Regions from separate parts of the Homo sapiens genome. Here region 1 is linked to region 2. A link is a contact called in ENCODE Hi-C data. All regions are on one chromosome and are shown on one strand. Each heading gives the region's core, a stretch centred on a gene start or an enhancer-like site at or near the end of the contact. The rest is flanking DNA. Distances are from core to core; before and after follow the strand shown. Region 1 overlaps NEDD4L (NEDD4 like E3 ubiquitin protein ligase). Region 2 has its middle 34 kb from the start of ATP8B1.

The links. Hi-C counts contacts between places; a loop is a spot of excess contacts on that map. Pooled maps may share reads with other maps.
Region 1: a map with no recorded cell type shows a loop between it and region 2 (9-fold over the local background). The contact joins two enhancer-like sites. A Hi-C loop is called at or near these places in 6 of 37 single-sample maps with no recorded cell type and 2 of 50 pooled maps.

What each region holds. Positions count from the first base shown.
Region 1 is chr18:58,288,191-58,291,746 of GRCh38, reverse strand. The region is part of intron 5 of NEDD4L (NEDD4 like E3 ubiquitin protein ligase); the gene reads right to left. Among named protein-coding and RNA genes, the nearest start is that of MIR122HG, 160 kb to the left of the region's middle. Within about 2 kb of position 2,151, at least 5 of the 41 ENCODE cell types and tissues checked have a DNase peak (open chromatin) inside an H3K27ac peak, as active enhancers do.
Region 2 is chr18:57,835,593-57,839,271 of GRCh38, reverse strand. It overlaps the pseudogene RSL24D1P11. Among named protein-coding and RNA genes, the nearest start is that of ATP8B1, 34 kb to the right of the region's middle. Within about 2 kb of position 1,256, at least 3 of the 41 ENCODE cell types and tissues checked have a DNase peak (open chromatin) inside an H3K27ac peak, as active enhancers do.

The DNA.
Region 1 (3,556 bases), core at 902-3,401, 450 kb before region 2:
TGGCAAATGTTTTGTCCTTAATTAGTTTCATCTAATTGTGTATCAGTCTTAAAAACTGATACTCCAGATTAGCTTACTGGAAAATACAAGACATAAAAATTAGGGCTGTCTTTCCTAGGCAAAGATTGTCTTACAGGCAAAAATGCATTTGTCATATGCCAGGCAATTGGTACAATGGGGGAATCAGCCAGACTAAATTATTCTCAGGGGTCAGAAAACAGCCAACTGACACAGAATTAGACAAATGGAATCAGTCCATTTAAAACTGAACCAATGGTGCTAGATTCATTGCACTACACTCTAACCACTTTTAAAATAGAAATATTGCTTACCAATTTTCACTTCTCTCTCCTCTCCAGGCACAGAGAAAAGATGACTACACTTTCCAGCATCCTTGTGGTCAGGGAAGGCCATCTTACCAGTTTTGGCTAATGAGAAAAGGTGACCTATCTCACCTCTGAGTGGGGGCTGTGAAAAGCTCCAGTGCAAACTTCAGTCAGCCCGGTTTTCTGTGTGACCATGTGGGTCGGTCGGCCTGGTTCTCTGTGTGACCATGTGGGTTGGTCGGCCTGGTTCTCTGTGTGACCATGTGGGCTGGTCGGCCTGGTTCTCTGTGTGACCACGTGGGTCGGTCGGCCTGGTTCTCTGTGTGACCATGTGGGCCGGTCGGCCTGGTTCTCTGTGTGACCATGTGGGTCGGTCGGCCTGGTTCTCTCTCTGTGTGACCATGTGGGTCGGTCGGCCTGGTTCTCTGTGTGACCCTGTGGATCCGAATGCCTGCCAACCTATGTTGACGGGTAGTGTGAATGAGAAATAAACTTGGGAATGTGTTAAGCCACTAAGATTTTAGGGCATTCTGACACAACTCTCTTTTTCAATGACCATCACACCAGTGGGTTTCTCAGTGGACATCCAGAGGAAAAATAGGGTGCTAACTTTAAGAGCAGATGACAAGTCTCTATAGGACACAAAGTTGTATGTCTGCATAAATGAACAGTTTCTTTTCATTAAAAAAAAAAAACTTGACTAAAATTTTGGTCCACAGTCCAGCAATAATAATCCTTTGTTCAAAGCTGCATAAAGATACATTTTCTCACTCTAATTTGTAGGAGACATTGCAGAAATTCTTTTCTCACACATCATTTCTAATAATATCACTTCATATAAACACAATTTTCAATGCAACGAGATAAGGGATCGCCTACCTATTTTTAGACTCTCTCCCACTTGTGAGCCTAGCCACTGTTGTTTATATACATTCGGAGTAACCTCCAAGCTTTTATGCTGGTAACTGCTTCACATTTGCCAATAGCATCAAGCAAATGACAGATAGTATCATCTATTTTACCTTACATTTGTGAAGTATAATCAAACAATGGGTTTGGATCTATTTTAGACTGTCCAGTTCAATGACGAATGTGGATCTATTTTTACAACAAACATGTTGCACTTTAATAAGATTAGCAAAACAAATCTGGTTGTTGAATTTCCCTGTTAAACTTCCTGATAAATGGTTGGTGCATTAGTCATTTCTTTGTTTCTTCCTTCATTTGTTCATTCATTCTATAAATATGTATTTGGTGCCTGCTTTGTGCCAAGCATCGAGTGGGCTCTGAATGTCTGAAGTCTAATGTCTAGGAGTTTATGATGATATTAATTTACAGTAAAATATCTGATCATTGAATCGTCAGTAGTTGCGGATATTTTGTTTTAATCATACAAATAGATGAATATTAAACATATCATTTTTTCATGGCTACATGGGGACATGATGAATATGAAATAAAGTCTCTGAAAGTCAATTTACTTAATTTCACTAAGGAAATCATGACTATCAATGGTATACAATGCTGGGGTGAGACCCTGATCCTTGAGCACAATTAAGGCAGAATTTGAACACTTATAAAAAGCTGCATACGTATTTACAATTTGTGCATATAGATTTCAAGGGATTTTATAACTCTGGTAACCCTGAAATATGTAGAATCCATAGAAGATATTCTCCTGCCTTGCACACCAAAGACACTCAATAAATACTTGGTGGTGATGCGGTGTCAAGTGGAGGCTTCCTTCCCCTAATTACTAAGAGCTTCTCTTGCTTCAGTTGCTCTCACCCTCTGCAGCTACTGTGGCTGGTGGAACGGGCCCCTGAGCATGTGTAGCTGACTCATCTTACACCTCGAGAGGCATGCTTGCTGCAGGCTGTGTCCAAAACACACTTATGTTTATAACCTTATTTAAAAGTACTTTAAAAGGCAGATTCTTGTAGTAAACGTATTAAAAAGTCAATACACGGAATAGCTTGGTTCACTGGTTCTCCGCTGCTTTTTCCATCAAATCAGACATGCCATGTCTCATAGGCCATATACTCCAAGGCTGCAACCCAGCAGCATGCAGGGGTATCAGCAATCCTGAGACAGAAACCTCCCACCTGCAGGCTGACTTCCTCCCACCTGCCCCTCAGCCCCTCTCACGCAACAAAAAGTTTAAAGATGCAACTGAGCGTTCAGTTGTTAGAGCAAAAATCTTGAATCTGAGCTAATTTGTACACAGCGTATACAGTAAACTTAGCAGTTTACTATCAAATTTACTTGTGAAAACATTCATGACTCATCTGGCACTCTTGTCACTGAACCATCACTGGTCATTTATTCATTTATTTTTACAAGTGATCTAGTTAAAGTAATATGCAGATTGACTTTGTGGTACTGCAGTAGAAACACTTAAATTCTCAGAATAAAATGTCGAACACTGAACATGATAACTACATTTAAACTCAGGCCTTTCCTTTTGTCTGTGTACTTCCATTTATGCCTCTGGGTGTGTGGTGTAAGAAATGAAGCTGAATCTATACTGAGAACATGGGATGACGATGATACCTTGTCGTGATATTTACTAACTGGAACAAATATGAACCATTAGTTATTTGAACTTTTTAGTTTTTTTGAAGCAAGTTTGCAGTATCTACCTGTAATGCAAAGAACGTCGCATAGTGAACATTCAAGGTTCAAAACACATTTCACTTAGCACCTCAAAGAAAAAAAAAGGCAACAGACCTCAATGGCACTATTGAGACACATTTGGTCAGCATCCATCACATGGTTTTGGAAATAAAGTTAACATTAACCAAAATTTCCTTTCTCTTTCATTTTGCAATAGCAAACCAAAGATTTTAGTTAAAACAACAACAATATTAAACTATAAAATTCAGTTAAATCACTCACTGTTCTTTTTCGCTATACAAAACAAAATTCCCCCATAAAACAATTACCAAATCATATTACAGCCTACCTTGCATCCTATGTAAAGTCTTACATAAACTGTCTGATACTTATATGTCCACAACTTATTCCTTTTAGAATTTTATTTTACAACAAGAAATTTTATAGTAGGTTTTCTTAAACTAAGAGACTACTCAGGGTTACTTATGCATGTTTCTAGGGCATGCATAAACAAAGACAGATTACATTTAAAAAGCAGGAAAAAAACAGAGAATCCGGCTTTCAGCAGATGTTTTCTCTCTCTTCACTTCATGTGGTCTGATGGATGTATTTTG
Region 2 (3,679 bases), core at 7-2,506:
TATACAAATGCTGTCTAGTCCATTATCCAGATGACATAACCATTTTACGTCCACAATTCACTTCTACAGTTATAAGTAGAATTTTCGTGATTTACATAAGTACACATATCAGTGAAGATTTAATACTGAGATGCAATCTAACATCCGTAATATCTTGTGTTTTGTAGATGGCAGTGTAGGAGAGATATATTTTAATCACTTTTCATTTAAATGAACTTATGTAAAAAATAAACTAATAATTTAGCAGTTCCAAGTCTCCAAAGGGCATTTTCAAATGTCCATAAAATAAATGGTTACAGAAATGTTTAAGAAGCATCTTCATGTCCACATCCTGTTGTAACTGCTGTACCATTTTCTCTTCCAACTCCTTCCCTTTGCCTGCAAGACGGGCTTGGGTAAGATGGATGCTTTGCTTGACTTCTTTGATATCCTGAACTTTCTGTAGCTCTTTATTTTTCTTCAATCTGTTCATTATAAATTTAGCTTGGTGTTTCTGTTTGATCTCTTCAACTCTCTTCATTGCATCAATAGTTTTATTCCATAGCTCTCGCTGGTATTTGATAAGTTCATTTCTATGTTTGTCAAATTCAAATGAATTATCTACTGTAAGCTCTTTACCAGCTGCTTTCTGGAATGGTTTGGTCCGCCTAACTTTGCGAGGATTGCACTTCTTTTTAAAGTGTTTATGACATTTAGATTTACAAAATCCGAACACTTTGCAATCGTTGTGGATGAACAACATGTCATAGCCAGGGTAGATGGGCCCCGAACAGAAATAACACTTCTCGATGCGCATGTTGAACCCGTGTGGTTCCCCACTGACCACACGCTAAGCTTGAGAGCCCAACTACAATTTCTTTTTTGACTTTTCATTTTGAAATAATGATAGAGTCACCAGAAGGTTCAAAGAAAGTGTACAGGGAGGCCCAGTGTACCCTATACCTAGCCTCCTTCAGTGGTGGTAACATCTTGAATAATTACAGTACAAAATCAAAATCAGGAAATTGACATTGAAATGCTCCACAGAGCTGATTCAGATTTCATTGTTTTTATAAGCACACACGTGTGTACTTCTATACAATCTTATTACGAGTGTAGCTTCCTGTAACCACCAACACAATCGAGATACACAACTGTGCCATCACTACAAGGCTGCCTCATGCTGTAACTGCCCAGCGGGTTCACCCTGCTCACTGCCTAGACAGAGCTGTTTTATCAAGATAGGGGAATTTCTACAGAGAAAGAGTCATTCATGCAGAGCTGTCTGTGTGGGAGACCAGAGTTTCATTATTACTCAAATCAGTCTCCCTGAGCATTCGGGGATCAGAATTTTTTTTTTTCTTTTGAGACGGAGTCTCGCTCTGTCGCCTAGGCTGGAGTGCAGTGGCGCAATCTCGGCTCACTGCAAGCTCCGCCTCCCGGGTTCATGCCATTCTCCTGCCTCAGCCTCCCAAGTAGCTGGGACTATAGGCGCCTGCCACTGCGCCCGGCTGATTTTTTGTATTTTTAGTAGAGAGGGGGTTTCACCGTGTTAGCCAGGATGGTCTCGATCTCCTGACCTCGTGATCTGCCCACCTCGGCCTCCCAAAGTGCTGGGATTACAGGCTTGAGCCACTGTGCCTGGCCTATTTTTTTTTTTTTTTTTTTTGAGACAGAGTCTTGCTCTGCCGCCCAGGCTGAAGTGCAGTGACGCGATCTTTGCCCCCTGCAACCTCCGCCTCCGAGGTTCAAGCCATTCTCCTGCCTCAGCCTCCTGAATGGCTGGGATTATTGGCGCCTGCCATCACTCCCAGCTAATTTTTGTATTTTTTAGTAGTGACGGGGTTTTGACATGTTGGCCAGCCTGGTCTCAAACCCCTGACCTCAGGTGATCTGCCCGCCTTGGCCTCCCAAGGTGTTAGGATTACAGATGTGAGCCACTGTGCCTGGCCAAGTGTTTAGCTTTTTAAGAAACTGATATTTTCCAGAGTGGCTATGCTATTTACATTACTATAAATGTAGGGAAATAGATAATTTTCTCTCAATCTTTCATAATTCTTAGTTGGGATGGGCCACTGTAACAAAAAACAGATTAAAAAGAGACAAATAAACAGAAGATTATTAACATGTATACCTCGTGTAGTATACAGGGAGATACCCAGAGAAATTGGTAAATTTCAAAGAGGTGGCTTTGAACTCACACTTAAATGCCATGTCTGCTGAAACAAAAAGAAGGGTGTAGGGAAAGTTGATTATGCTCAGGAAAAACTGGCAAATAAGAGTAAGATTTGTTATGGAGATTTAAGTCAGTGCCTTCTCCATCAATAAAGGATAACTGTCTCCAGTGACTTAGAGTCATCCTGTCCTCCTGGGGTAATGTGGATGATAAGGTAACTTCCACTCTGTTTTCAGAGCTTCTCCTGTGGTTGCAGTTTCCCAAAATAATCAGCTCAAAATAGAGAGGGGAGAGGAGAGAAAGAGAAGGAGAGTTATCATAAGGAATTGGCTTATGTGATTGTGGAGGCCGAGAAGTCCCACCATCTGCCATCTGCAAGCTGGCAGCTGGGGAAAGCCAGGGGTATCATTCAATCTGAGTCCAAAGGCCTGAGAACCAGGGGAGCTGATGATGTAAACTGCAGTCTGAGGGAAGGAGAGAGTGATATTCCAGCTCAAGTCATCTGGCAGAAAAGAAGGACCAAATTCAGGGCTGGGCGAGGTGGCTCACGCCTGTAATCCCAGCACTTTAGGGGGCCGAGGCAAGTGGATCACTTGAGCTCAGGAGTTTGAGACCAGCCTGGCCAATATGGTGAAACCCCATCTCTACTAAAAATACAAAAATTAGCTGGGCATGGTGGCATGTGCCTGTAATCCCAGCTATTTGGGAGGCTGAGGCGGGAGAATCGCTTGAACCTGGGAGGCAGAGGTTGCAGTGAGTTAAGATCGCACCACTGCACTCCAGCCCGGGTGACAGAGTGAGACTCTGTCTCCAAAAAAAAAAGGCCAAATTCTCCCTTCCTCTGCCTTAAAGCCCTCAACAGCCCATTGAGGAGGGTGATCCACTCATAGACAGAATTGGAAATGACGTTTTGCCAAGTATCTGGGAACCCCATGACCCAGTCAAGATGAAACATAAAATTAACCATCACAAATGCTAATGATCAGATATAAAACGGGAAGTGGGGTAGGGAGTACTTAGAGGTGGGGGGCAACAGTTGTCACTGCAAACAGGATGGTCAGGGAACCTGGCCTGAGACAGTAACATGTAGATCTGAAGGAGAGAGTAGGGGGCTTGAGAAGGGAAGTAACTCACCCATGACCCTCACCCTTATCCACTAACTCCTAACTCTGTGTTCTCTCCCTGATGATAGCTGGTTGTTTTATTTTCATAAAGTCGTGAGATGTTAGAGATGGAAGTGACCACTGGGGATGGCCATAAGTTTCACTGAAGATCCTAAGTCTATTAAACAAAAAATTGAATTTTTGTGGCAACTCACATTGATAGTGGTGGCTTTCTGGAGCATGGCATAGAGCAAGATCCAGAGGTTAGGTCTGGGTTCAGAGCAAAAAGTGACATTTTCCCCAAGTTCAGCAGGAGGATGGTCACATTAGACAGTCGGTGGCCCATTCCTCTTCTAGAGTGACCCTCCCATTACACGATGAGGACATAGGCAGCTGGAGTGTAACAGACAGGAAGTGGCTG